Regions from separate parts of the Homo sapiens genome. Here region 1 is linked to region 2. A link is a contact called in ENCODE Hi-C or POLR2A ChIA-PET data. All regions are on one chromosome and are shown on one strand. The core of a region is the stretch at or near the end of the contact, and the rest is flanking DNA. Distances in the headings are between cores, read along the strand shown.

What was found. Hi-C counts contacts between places; a loop is a spot of excess contacts on that map. ChIA-PET counts read pairs that join two places held with the same protein, here RNA polymerase II (POLR2A). Pooled maps may share reads with other maps.
Region 1: a loop to region 2 is called in a pooled map, with 2.6 times the contacts of the local background. The contact joins two enhancer-like sites. A Hi-C loop is called at or near these places in 4 of 50 pooled maps. POLR2A ChIA-PET finds 5 or more read pairs at or near these places in 2 of 52 experiments (SK-N-SH and activated CD4-positive, alpha-beta T cell).

What each region holds. Positions count from the first base shown.
Region 1 is chr3:106,012,690-106,020,202 of GRCh38, forward strand. No RefSeq gene overlaps it. Among named protein-coding and RNA genes, the nearest start is that of CBLB, 150 kb to the left of the region's middle. RefSeq lists an enhancer at 3,497-4,062. Within about 2 kb of position 1,467, at least 3 of the 41 ENCODE cell types and tissues checked have a DNase peak (open chromatin) inside an H3K27ac peak, as active enhancers do.
Region 2 is chr3:105,749,367-105,756,350 of GRCh38, forward strand. CBLB (Cbl proto-oncogene B) reads right to left here. Exons shown (of 19, transcript NM_170662.5): 5 at 2,096-2,252. Among named protein-coding and RNA genes, the nearest start is that of CBLB, 120 kb to the right of the region's middle. Within about 2 kb of position 3,910, at least 5 of the 41 ENCODE cell types and tissues checked have a DNase peak (open chromatin) inside an H3K27ac peak, as active enhancers do.

The DNA of each region.
Region 1 (7,513 bases), core at 217-2,716, 260 kb after region 2:
CTTACAAGGAGAGTTGTTGACTTATTTCGTTCTGCTTTATTGCAATCTTTACAACAAGGGGGGAGACATGATTTTTCATTGCATATGACTAGTTTGTTTTAAAGTCCTTCACTGTTTCCTGATCAATAGTTTGATTTACAAATAGTGTTTAAATTCACTAACTACTATACAGCTGTAGTTTCCTTGAGAATTTTATATCCAGTCTCTGACACAGACCATAGGGACAATGCTGTTTTCTTAGGGAATACACTAGTTTAGCCCCATGTTAATGCAAGGGGTATGATTTTTTTACATATATATTAATGTAAAGCAAACCAACATATATTTAGGCATTATAAGATTTCATAATATGATGATCTGTTTTCCTGGTATTGTCTCAAATAGTAATGGAAAATGTTAAATATTTTGTGTTTTTTCCTTTTTGTAAAACGTAGGAGATACACTAACTGATCGACTGGCAACTTTTTATTAAAGGGCCAAACAGTAAGTGTTTTAAGCTTGTAGGCCATGAGGTTTCCTTTGCTATGTCTCTACTCAGTCACCACAGCATGAACGCAACCATAAACACTGCTTAAATGAATGAGAGATGATCTGGGCTCCAATAAAACTTTATTTACAAAAACAGGTGATTGGCCCACAGGCCAAAGTTTGCAGACCACTGAATTAAATAATATTTAAATTTTCTCAAGTGTCTAACATGTTGTTACTCTATAATAATAAAACAGAAAATATTCTAAAATAATGCTATGTGGTTTAAACAAAAGATGTAAGTTCCTTGTCAAAAAAACTGGAATTATAAGTTTGTAAGCCCAACTTTTGACATGACAGATAATTGAGCGTTTAGGATCATTTCAGAAGCAAAGAAATTAATTTCTTATCTCTCTCACTCTGTGCACTTTCAGGAAATGTATTACATGGATTTATTTGATAAGAGTTAAGAATGGGTATATTCAGAATAAATGAGCTTGAAGTGCAAGATGTATTTTAAAAAGTCTTTGATCAAAAGCCACGTTACATTATAAAGGTAAGATGCTATGCTGAGGATTTTATGGAACAAGAATTTAATAGCATGCCAAATTTCGGATAGAACCCACTTGACATTGTCACAGCATATAAGTGAACTTTCTGGGGTGGTATGTCCTTGATGAAGATAAAAATACATTCTGTTCCTTAAAAATGCAAATTCATTTCAAAGTACATTAAACTTGAATAAATAAAGTTTTAATGAAACATAGGGTTGTTTTTGAAATTCACTCTGTTCTTTGACAGACTGTAAATGGCTTCATTTCTCTGTGCTTATCCCTTTTTCATAAGGTCTGTAAGCACTATTCTACAATTATTAAATTCTGGACAGCCTTTTGTATCTCTGACATAGTTTGAGGAAGGAATTAATGAGCAATAAGCCTGTAAGTTACTTGCTCAACTTCTCCTGTTAAAACAGCTCATCCAAGATCACTCACAAACAGCTGTGTCTACAAGTCATAAATGGTAGGTCATGGGTGGTGACTAACATGTGACTCCCAATCTGTGTGTCTGAAGAGTTACTCCTCAAAAGGGATATTTTCACTACGTGAAAAAGTTATTTTAAAGGGCTCTATCATCACCAAGTTATGTGGGCCCCATCTAACCTACGCCAATTTCAAAAATGACACATGGATAGGAGATAATTTACTCTTTCAAGTCACACAAGATTGGTAAACCAGTTTAGGGCTTCAAGATCTCTAGGGACAAGGTTCATCTGTCCCTTAAATTCTTTTCCCTTCCTCCTGAAGGCATTTGCCTTATACATTTCATACAAAGTTTTGACAGTATCAGCAATCAGAAGCAGAGACACATTCTCCATTCCCCATCCCAATCTTCACTGGATCTTTGATTTCATGTAAGTCCATCCTGCTTGAAATTGTATCTCAGGAGACTTGGGGTTAGAGCTTTGGGTAGCAATAATGTTTGGCAAAATAATACTGTAAAACTGGTTTGGAAAGCTCAAAAGGGAACTCATTTACATTTTAAGACTTTTGCTACTTCCTGGTTTCAGGCAGTGCCGAGACACCCACAAACATGAACACTTTTCAAAATTGCATTTGGCACATGCTTTTTCAGTTCCAGCTAGATTTAGGAAATGTGCCAGCTAAAAATAATAATGTAATATGAGCAAGATTTTTTCTTCTTTCCTTTTTTCTTTTCCTTTCTTCCTGAACCTCTGGGAACATTGTTAATACTGTCAAAGAGGCATAATTACTTTTTTGGGGGGCATAAATTACATTTTTAGAATTACACCCTCCATTCCTTTGATGGAACCCAGAGCCAGGATGGTGTATAGCGGTAGGCTGTGTGTGTGTGACAAGGAAGTGCTGCCTGAGTATAGAGCCAGGAGTGGGGAAATGGGAAATGGGTATTTGCAGATGGTAGCTGACAGGCAGCATTGTCCCGCCTGGATATCATCCTGACTTGTGTCTTCAAAGTATAGAATGTAAGGACAGATCAGAAGATACCCAGTACCTTCTGATCAGAAAACATGTGTCATCTGTGTTTTCCTTCCCATCAAATATGTGCATCCTATTTTTTCCTTACAACTGTCATATACCATCTGCAAACCTTAGCCTTGCCAACAGTTACCCTTGAAGATAGAATGCCAGAAATTTGAGAAAATAAAACTAAGGCAGAATTTTGGAAAATCGAATGGCAGTTTCTTATAAAGTGAAACATGTACTTATCCTGTGACCCAGCAATTGTACTACTAGGTATTTACCCAAGACAGATGGAAACATGTGTCTACTAAAAATCCTGGGCGCAAATGTTTATAGTAGCTTTGATCATAGTAGTCCCAAAAATGAAAATAACCCACATGTCTGTCAATTGCTGAACAGATAAATTTTGTATATTGACACAGTGAAATACTACTCCACAAAATAAAATAAAGACATGAACTACTGATAAATGCAAAAACATGTATGAACCTCAAATGCATTATGCTAAGTGAAGTAAACCAGGCTTAAAAGTTTAGATATGGTTTGATTCCGTTTACATCACCTTCTGGAGAAATAAAAGCAGTAGTGACAGAAAGCAGATCACTGCCGATAGAGGAAGGAGACTGACAAAAGGGAATGAGGAAAATTTTGGAGGCAATGGAAATGTTCTCTATCTTGATCTCAAACTCCTGGAGTGATCCTCGTGCCTTGGCTTCCCAAAGTGTTGAAATTACAGGCATAAGCCACTGGGCCTGGCTGTTCTCTATCTTGACTGTGTGATAGTTACACCTCTTTGTGCTTGTCAAAAATCATAGAGCTGTATGCAATAAAGGGGGAGTTTTTGCTATATGTAAATTATATGGCAATACACCTGTCTTTAAAATAATTAGGCAGAACTTCACGGAGGTACTGAAAAACTTAATGCATGTTTCTTGTGTCCCTTCTGGTTTCCTTTGTTAAAAAAAAAAATCCCCAGCTACTTGGGAGGCTGAGGCAGGAGAATCGCTTAAACCTAGGAGGCAGAGGTTGCAGTGAGCCGAGATCGTGCCACTGCACACCAGTCTGGGCAACCGAGTGAGACTCTCTCAAAAAGAAAAACAAAACTCCCCTCTTCCTTTCCCATACATCAGCAGTTCGACTCCCCCACCTATTATGACAAGCTAAGCAAGACACTCAGTGTTCTTAATCAGTGGGTTCATTTTAATGCTTTCTGATACCTGTTTAGTCTCTACTTAGTTATAATTACCTTCTTCTCTTTCTTCAGCAACCCTGCTGTTTTCTGAAATCCCCTACCCTCAGATAATCAGCATGGGGCTTACTTATTTGGTTCTGTAGTTTAAACTGTCCTGAAAAGGTGGATGGGCTCCAAATGATTCTCTTTGTCTTTACAGTGGCTGTGAAATGTGGAGATGGCCACTTTATTTACTAATTCAACAAATAAATATTAATCGCCCACTGGATGCCACACACTTTGCTAAGCACTGTGGTACTGCCCTATGTAAGGGGAACTTAGTCACTGCATAAGTGACTTAAACACTGCCTAAGTGTTTCCCCTTGTTGTTTCTCCCTGCCTAGTGTTAAACAACCATAGCAATAATTTTGACACACGCAAGAAAGGGAAAAAGGAAAGCTCTGTGAATAGTTAGAGCAGGGTCCACAACATTTTTCTTGTCCAGATACAATATATTTGATGTGATAGATATAATGGCATATGATTAGTCGATGAGATCAATAGAAGGAGAAGGAGACCAATACCACAGCATATCAGCAATTCCTACAATGCTGGAGCACTGGAAGGAAAGATCTGATTTGGAGGACTTAGCTTGTCTGGAACATAAGATAAAGCTGAGACTAGAAGGACAAGTTCCAGCAGTAATAGTAGTGGTGACCTTGCTGGTGGTGAAGGATGTAATAATTACAGTGTAGCAGTAATAATAGTAGTAGCAGCAGCACTAGTGGTAAGAGTAATAAAGCGAGGCTGTGTAGGGGAAGGATTTCAGGCACAAGAAGTACTGAAGGAGGATAAATATTATACTAAAAAAACCATGATGGGGCATATGTAAGAACTCATAATATGTAAATCTTTAAAAATGGAAGAATTAGTAATAAACTAGATTGGATTTTTTTTTACTGACAGGAACTTTTTATTTTTATTCACATCCAGAGATCTTATGTATAAAGTAACTCGGATGTTTTGTATGGACACTTCCTGCTATGAAGGCAATAATTTATTGGGAAAAAAGATACACACATCTACTACTAGAAAATGAGACAGGACAGAAGTATTCTCACCCTAAAACACTGGATACAGTAAATAGAACTCTGGAAGGATAGAGCTAACTAGCTGATAAGGGGTATTCCTGGCTTTAAAGAGCAAGACAACAGAGGAAGGAAGATGTGGAGCTTGCATCCATCTAGTTGGATGAGGTGGAGTCGAGGGCTTTCAATCCTGGGGTTCTCCTTGAGCCAACCTAGAGATAAAAGGGAGATAAATTTATAGGAAAAAGCAAGAGCTCATTTTGTTTAAATGATTAAGATAATTTGGTTGTCCATTATTCCCAAGTGGAGTTGTCCCAAACAACATGCCCTGTTCCCATTTGAATCAATATGCTGTTTCTTGCCATTAGTTCTTGCTCCATTGGGGAAAAACACATTATTCTCCCATTATGTGTGCTCTTTCTCTCTCAACATAAAAAGTGCTAGATGTTTTGATTAAATTATCAGGATGAACATCTGTAGCAATGAAAGGTACATAAATACCAGTTCAAATCACTTTTTTACTTTTAACATCTTTTGGGATAGGCTAGGATCTCCTGTGAGGAACACACATCTGAGCAATGTTTTGTCTCATTTTGTTCCGTACTTTCCCAATATGCAGAATGAGATTGGAAGCTGCTATGGTCTCAGTGTTTGTGTCCCCCCAGATTCATATGTTGATACCTAATCCCCAGTGCAATTGTATTAAGAGGTGGGGCCTTTAGGAGGTGATTATGTCATGAACGGGATTAGTTCCCTTATGAAAGAGGCCTGAAGGAGCATGTGCAACACATCCACCATGTGAGTACACAGAGGGCACTATTTATGAGGAACAGGCCCTCACGAGACACTGAATCTGCTGGCACGTTGATCTTGGACTTCCCAGCCTCCAGAACTGTGAGCAATAATTTTGTGTTGTTTATAAATTGCACAATCCAAGGTATTTTGTTATAGCAAGAGAAGTGGACTAAGGCAGAAATCTCTCTAGGTATCTTCTCTGAGCTTTGGGGATGTTTCCACGTATGACCTAAGTTTAGTGTTGATGGTCTTTAGAACCTCTGCTCTTCAGGAAGTCTAGGAAAGGGTAAAGCTCATATTACAGTGAATCAAGAGTTTGTATTAAAGGTCAGAAGACATTTTCAGAGTTAAAAAAATATCAGCAACCAAAAGCAAAAATGCAAAAGAACAGCTCCCAGACTGAACGCTCCCCTGATGAATTCACTACAATTTCCTGAATGATACATTTTTTATTTCTGTTACTACATTAAGGATTTCTCTTTGAAAGACTGTGAGTTTGGGATCTTAGTTGCACCATTCTCTCAGCAAAGTAACCTTATGTAGCTGGTCGCTATGTAAAACTACCACACTGTGTGCGTGAACATTAAAAATAAAAAAAATATACAAATAGACCATGACCAGGCCAGTCTGGACTTTAGTCTGGCTTGGTAAATGTTAATTATAAATTAAACTCTTGACATCTTATGCTATAACCCTTTTACGTTCAGATATATTTCAGTCTCAGCCCTAATAGGGCTTGGTCTCGTAGGTCTAGTATAAAGTCTCTCTCTCTCTCTCTCTTTTTTTAATCATTAGTGTCAATTCCCTCTTAATCGCATGTTGCAGTTTTCCTTCTCATAGTCTTCTGAATACTCAGTTACCAATTTGGCATATATTTCTACTCAGTTCATGTCAGTTGATTTCACCTCAACAAAACTTTATTGGGTACTTACCATGACCTTGGCAATGAGGGGCCACAGAGATGACTGAGCCTTGTTGCTGTCAATCTTTTGGGATAGAGAAACACGCACATCCCACTGTGGCATAAGTGAGACACAAGTACAATGTGGAAACAGAGGAGAGAAAGATGAGTTTTTACTCAGTTAGTTTTACAGTACCTTTTGAGAGTCATGGGATTTCTGAACAGCCTGTGGAATAGTGAGTAACATAGAGGAAGTTGGAGACATAAGTCAAAGGAGGAACAAGAGAGAAGACTCTGAAGGCTTCCCTGGATTAAGAATTCATTTGAGATGGGCATGGTGGTTTACACCTGTAATCCTAGCACTTTGGGAGGCTGAGGCAGGCGGATCCCTTGGGCTCAGGAGTTCAAGACCAGCCTGGGCAACATGGCGAAACCCTGTCTCTACAAAAAATACAAAAAAATTAGCCAGGCATGGTGGTGTGTGCCTGTAGTCCTATACTTGGGCGGCTAAGGTGGGAGGATTGCTTGAGCCCAGGAGATCAAGGCTGCAGTAAGCTGATCAGGCCACTGCATTCCAGCCTGGGTGACAAAGTGAGACCCACTTTTGTGAGTGAGACTCACAAAAAAAAAAAAAAAGAAAAGAATTTGTTTGAAATGCACTATCTTTTTGATACTAATTTACCTAACTTTTAATTTACCTAATACTTCCGGTTTTGTTTACATATTGTTGGTTGTTTTGTTTTTTTTCTGATAGTTCACACTTTATTGAATTCAGTTTTCTTCTCACCCATTTTTTTTTTGTAATAACAATGAACCTAGCTGTGCCACTATTTTGCTATGTGAACTTAGGTAATTCTCTGAACATTGTAGATAAACTAATAGTATATACCTCAGCCATAGAAAACAAAGAGTACATGATAGCTAATAATTTACTGACACTCATGCGTTCATATTTAAATTATGGATAATTTGGATAATTATCTTTACCTTTGAAAACTTCTGCATGTCTAATAGTATTTCATTTACATTATGGTTTTTCTTAGATTGCAATTGATTTAGAAATATTTATGTATTATAAAATATAAGTTTT
Region 2 (6,984 bases), core at 2,660-5,159:
AAATAGCCCTTTCTTTTCCCATCCCAGTGAAAGTAAATAAGATATATATTCCTTAGAGTATTAAGGTTGACTTGTGCTGTTTTAAAGTAAAACAGCTTATAAGAAAATATGTCCACATACTAAATAGCAGTTTAGGTAATCGTTTAACCAACATTAAGTTGCCCTCATACTTTCAATATATAACTGCAAGGAATTCTAGCATTTAATACCCACAGTAAAAAGTCATCCAGGCTCACCACAAAAAAATATACTCACTTCCTAGAATGAGCAGTTAGGTTTAATGTAGGAAGATTACTTTTACTCTCTTCCTTGACAAGGTGAAGAAGCAAAGCTCTTACTATTTAGAATGTCTTTGTATCATGTTAAATAAATAAGATATTCTGTAAAATTATCAGAAACCTTTAAAGAAAGGAGAGGTTCCATTATAAAATGACCAATATCAGACAACTTTTTTTTCTAAAATATATCTTAAAATCTTTGAAAAAAACATAAACTGTCAAACTGTAATACATACACCAAGGGAATAATCACGAATTTAAAAAATTTAAAATAATCAAAAGCACACTTTCATCAGTGATTTATGTAATTGCTTACCCTATATAGAAGGTAGAATTATGATTCTGTAATTGTAATGAAGTGAAATATATCCTATATGTATTTTTTTTTTTTTGAGACAGAGTCTTGCTCTGTTGCCCAGGCTGGAGTGCAGTGACACGATATCAGCTCACTGCAAGCTCTGCCTCCCGGGTTCACACCATTCTCCTGCCTCAGCCTCCCAAGTAGCTGGGACTACAGGTGCTCATCACCACGCCCAGCTAATTTTTTGTATTTTTAGTAGAGGCGGGGTTTCACATCCTATATGTACTGTTGACAGGAGTTAATCTCTCTTCTAATAATGGGTTCCTTCATAAATTAAAAGCTAATCCTGTGCATTGTGGTTTTTATTACAAAAACCAGTCATCCAATCCTTGCTAGCTAGTGCCAAGCAGAATTATAAATCAGAGAAGTTCATGTAACATGAAAAACATGAAATCAACATTATACTCTGATATTTGTTGAAAGCATGTTTCAAAGAGAATCAATGTTACTTCAGATTAAAATGATAAAAAATAATATCAGAACATAAGTAAGCCCAGTCTGATCAATTTACCTCATTTACTATATAATTTATGTTACCAAATCATAAAAATGTTAAGCAGAAAATTTTTATTTTGTGACTACTTGAACTGAATCCCACAGATGATACACATTTTAGTGGCAGAGTCAATCTCAAAACACAAATTTCAAGTCTTCATGTTTAAGATAATTCCATTAAGGCACGCAAAAGAAGAAAATGATAGTATCCATATAATGCTACCTTCTTCTAATTTGCTATGTGAAAACAATTATGGAAGATAATTTAAAGGGAAAAACAATAAGCACAACAAAAATGTTCATCTTAAAGTTGTTTACATTAGAGAAAATGTGGGAAAAGACCTAAATTTTTCAAAAGAGAGCTTTGTTAATACTGACATACTATTTTGAATGAATATGACAAGGGAACTGATGAAGAATATTTATTGACTTTGAAAAATGTTCATTACACATGGTTGAATGTGCAAAGCAATTTACAAAATAAGTACAGGACACAGTTCTGTCCTATACAGAACAGTCTGATATTTCTAAGTTTACTATTTCCCTTTTGACCTAATAAACACAGAAGGCAAAGGGAAAGATTTTAGATCTAGGTGGCAAATGCCCACCTCCAGTTGTTGCATTCTATCCATCATTGTGCTAAAAGATCAACAAAATAAAGTAAGAAACTAAGTAGAGAGTTTAAAACAAAGCTCTTTTGGATGGATCCTCTCAAAGCTAACAAGCAGCCACCAGGCTCACAGCATCTGATAACTCCAAACTTAAGCCAAATGGCTCACTCTAAACTTTTAACAATGACCAAACATACCAATAAAATTACAGACTAATAGGAATGACACTATTTTCCATATGTTTGTTTATGTGTGTGTGTGTGAGAGAGAGACAGAGAGAGAGAGAAACAGAGAGAAAAGACAGGGAGAGAGAAGAAGGGAATGGATAGACTAAGCAAGTATAAACTTACCTGAAACAGCCTGGTAAAAATATCAAATTCAAAAACTGAAATGTAATCATTGCAAGTTAAATCAATTGTTGATTTTAGAGCCATTGCTTCCAGGCCAGAGCTAATCTGGTGGACCTCATGAAGGCACTGTCTGAATACTTTCCATGGTACGATAGTTCTGTGCAAGGTGGAAAAAAAGGGAAATAATTGAATCAAGTATCATTTAAGAAATACCTCCCTTTGAAGCAGCAAAATTCAATAATAAAATTAATATAATTGTATTTGTACTACCAGACAAATATTTGAGAATATTGTTCATATTTCAGAACAAATGTAGTGGGTTCTGTTTAACTCAATTATTTTGCATTTGCTAAGAATATGACAAAAATTTAAATTAATTTTCTCTCAAACAGTCCTAGGCTATCAAGATAGCTATAGAAACATATCTGAAAAAAGGTATTAGGTCAAAGTCTTATGTGTCATGACCTCTTCATGTGTGTATACAAGGTTATTTAATAATGAATCAAGATTTAATTCTCATTTTCTAAAAACAGTCATAAGATGATGGGTCCATATAATAATAGAAATCCTTTATTCATTGCACAAATGAGTAATATGTATCAACCAATTCAAGAAGGCTAAGGTAGAAAGCCATCAAGACATTTCTGCCACAACCCTGATGTTTTCTGCAGAGATGAAAAACATACGTTATCTAACTTTTCATATTAATACAAAAGAAAAACTTAATTTTTAAACCAACCACAATGGTTATATCATGGGAGTTTATTCAATATTTATTACTTTATTCTGACTGAATATCATTCGACAAAATTTTAACATGTTATGCAGTTACATGATTCAAAAAATTTAGAAGAGCACAGAATGGTAACTAGGGAAACGTCTCTCAACCTATCCCCACCTGACCAGTTTCCAACTCACCTACCCTCTTTCCCACCATGAAAATTAGTGACACCCAGGATGCATTTCTTAGTTAACCTTCCTGCTTCAGAATAATGCCTATTCCTAATTCGGCAGAAGAAAGAAATCATTCAGTTTTTAAAACTTAAACTACAATTTTTACAACAGAATAGCATAAAAGCCGTCCCTCTTATAAGATAACATCCTCTTATAAGATAGCAAATATTTAAATCTTAGGTTTCCTTTACCAGTATCTCTGAAATACAAGACTCAGGCAGAATAAACTAAATTGTGCCTGGCCCCATGCTATATCAATCCTCTTCAATGAGATATCACCATAAAGGTACAACTTTCATATTCATTCAATAATTTTCTATAGCAGTGTTTGTCAAACTTCAGCATGCATCCAAATTATCTGAAGGGCTTGTTAACATAGCCTGATCCTCAACCCAAGATATTATGATTCAGTAGCATTGGGGTGGGGCCTGAACACTGACAGCCATAAAATGTTCCCTGAGGCTGCTGCTGCTGCTGCTGCTCTAGAGACAACACTTTGAGAGCCTACTATATCTATTCATTGCTAAAACAAGGCACTGTTGGGGAAATACAATTATAGAAATAAAGATAACATCTTTGTCTCTGAAGATCACACTTTAGGGACAGAAGTAAAACCTGTAATGCTAAAGAATCTAGAGTGGGGTATGTAAGGACAATGCTAGCTGGGTGATGGATACACAGCAAGGGCTGGAGGGATTCCAGAGAAGCAGTCTGTGGGAAGTGGCATAAATTAATGGTGAGACAGGTTGACAACACTATGCTGTATTTATAAGAGAGTTTAGGTTTCAGGTACCATTAAAAGAAGAAAAATATGAGGCTTAATACCTCAAAAAGTGTTTCTCTATGTATGAAAAAAACAGGAAACCACAGAGAACTGAGGAGAGATACCACATCAGATGCCATTTAGAAGAAACACACGTCAGGCTCTGATTAAGGTTAACAAAATGCTGCTGTTTTTTTTAAAAAAAAAAGGAACACTTTTAAGAATATTAGGAAGCTGTTGATTTACAATGAAGTATAAATATGCAATTATGTCCAGCTTCATTATAATTACCATAAAACTAATGTCTAAGAAGTACATTTTTCTTTTCCAAATTAAAGTTTCAAATACTCAACACACAAAAGGGACATTGATCATGATACTCAGAGTAAAAAAAATATGATCAGGGAACCACTGACTTCAGAACAGTATAAATTTTATTTTTCGTATGAAGAAGTTAAAGCATTTTTGTTTCGTATATAAAGTATACAACGTAAAGTGGTCAAATTGTCAATATTTATTTTGTGTATAACATATAAAGTTTTTTTAAAAAGGCCAAATAGACATCTTCCACATCTGTTACTATAAAAATTATTCTAATCTAGCATTTACAGTGAATTCAATTCATAACTCTTTTGAGCACTCAGTGATTTCCCAGAGCCAGTTATACGAGATGTATGAACTTAAGAAAATTTTAGTCTAATGTACCCCTTCATAATAACAATTTACAAAAGGACAAGCTACATTTCCACAGTACTTGTGTAAATGAAACTTTGTCAGATTACTTGTGATAAACCTCAAATCCAAAGAGGCATTCACTGGAATCTTAATTAGTGGTAGTAATAGGGATTAGGGAGCCAGGGCACTATTTTGTTAACTTTTCATATATGAGTGTTTGCGCAACAGATAACCCTCATTTGATCACTTCAGCAAAACACCCATTATTGTGTAGGAGGTGGGGCTGGGGAACAGAGGTAGGGGGAAGGGGATTTCAAGAATGAAGAATAGAAATAGAGTACAACAACAAAGTCTTTAAAAACAAACAAAAAAATTAGATTATTCTAAACTGTTGCACTAAGGCTCTAAACTTTCTTAAGACTAAGTGGCTACCATTCTTCTCTGAGGTATATGAGAGGAAGTGAACCCAGAAAGCATGAATTTTCACACCTCCATTTAAACTTCTGCAAAAAGACAGTGGTGGTTTCTACTACCTCTTCCTTTAGAGATGAAGCAAATGAGAGAAAATATCAATAGCAAATTGTTTTACAAATGTAGAAATTTCAGGGTGCTGGCAGAGACCTGGGAAGAAGAAAAGGGAAGAGAGAGAGAGAGAGAGAGAGAGAGAGACAGAGAGAGAGAGAGAGAGAGAGAGAGAGAGAGAGAGAAAATAAAAAGGCCAACTAAACTCCAAGTTTTCACTAATCCAAAAATCTTTCAATATATTCTATTGACCCTTACAATTATAAACCACTTAAGTTGCAGGCTGAATCGCTTTTAAAATACAGTGAACAAGTATAAGTAACTGTCAATCTACAAAGAATAGAATACATGACCAATGGATAGCCATGCACCTGTAATAATAATATAATTTCAGGATCTTTTTATTTCAAATAAGAGTAAGAACTGCCATTTATTGATGGCTTACTACCACCTATCTATTACACAGAAATCTATTAATGACTTTTTGTTAAAGTGATAGTTCTGTTCATATAATATCATGAGAGATAAGAACATGATAAATAAGACTATGTTATAATCCTGTTATTAGATAATGAGTTCTAGTCTGTCTACCAAAAAACAATAGTAATCCTCTTTAAAGTCTTGAAAAACAGTATCTTTTCTTTTTTTTTTTTTTTTTTTTATTATACTCTAAGTTTTAGGGTACATGTATGTGCACATTGTGCAGGTTAGTTACATATGTATACATGTGCCATGCTGGTGCGCTGCACCCACTAATGTGTCATCTAGCATTAGGTATATCTCCCAATGCTATCTCTCCCCCCTCCCCTGACCCCACCACAGTCCCCAGAGTGTGATATTCCCCTTCCTGTGTCCATGTGATCTCATTGTTCAATTCCCACCTATGAGTGAGAATATGCGGTGGAAAAACAGTATCTTTTCAAAGACAATGGGATTAATCAGATGCAGGGAAATAAATCTGGAAAGGTGTCAGCTGGTCAGTAGTTGACAAATCACTTAATCTTCCAGGCTTGTTTTCTCCTGTGTAAATGTGGAGAAGTGTATTAGATATTCTAATTTGAAAATCCTGCAATTTTAAGAAAAGGTAAGAAGAATGGAAAATAGAAAGTGTGAGGAGAATGATTTCTTTTAAAAAAAAAAAGGTAAAATATTTTCATGAAACCACTAGTTCATAAAAGGCTACAGGGTTTTAGTTTCAACTGATAGGAAAAAATGAAAAACATTTCATACAACAAAGGGTGAACATCAACAGAAGCCAGGGTGTTTGCAAACAGGAACTTCTGTATACTACTGGTGTGAATGAGAATTTACACAGCACTTCTAGAAGGCAATTTGGAAACAAATTTCAAAAGCCTATACATTATGACTAAGAACATCTACTTCTAGGGATTTCACCTAAGGAAATTATGTCCAAAAAATACATAGCAGCCAAAGGCCCATCCACAAGTCTTTTATATGCAGTGTTGTTTATAAGAGCAAAATATTTGAAAACAAATACGTTCACTAGTAACAATTTTGTGCAGAAAAATATTTATTGTCGTGGAAAAGTGTTCATGGGATACTACTAAATGGAAATAGTATTTTTAAAATTTTGTCCTTTATGATCCAATGTTAAACTATAATGTCTGGAGATGCCACAAATTTAATAACTGGCTTGTGGAAGGGATTATAAGTGATTTCAAAAATATATTTTCTGTATTTGTTCATGGTTTTTAACTTTTTATATGTCTAATATGCTCTAGTGTACTAAAAGAATAGAAGATGTACTAAAACTTTTAAATGTATATAATCGTAGAAGAATCAATGAAAACCACAAAGCAGTGTCTGCTTATGACATAGCTTTATATGTAGAAAATACAAAAATTTTACAGATTAAACTATAGGAAATAAGAAAATTGAACATGGTTGCTGAACACAAAATTGATATAAAATATCAGTTGTAGTTTTATATTGGCTATATATAACTAGAAAATGA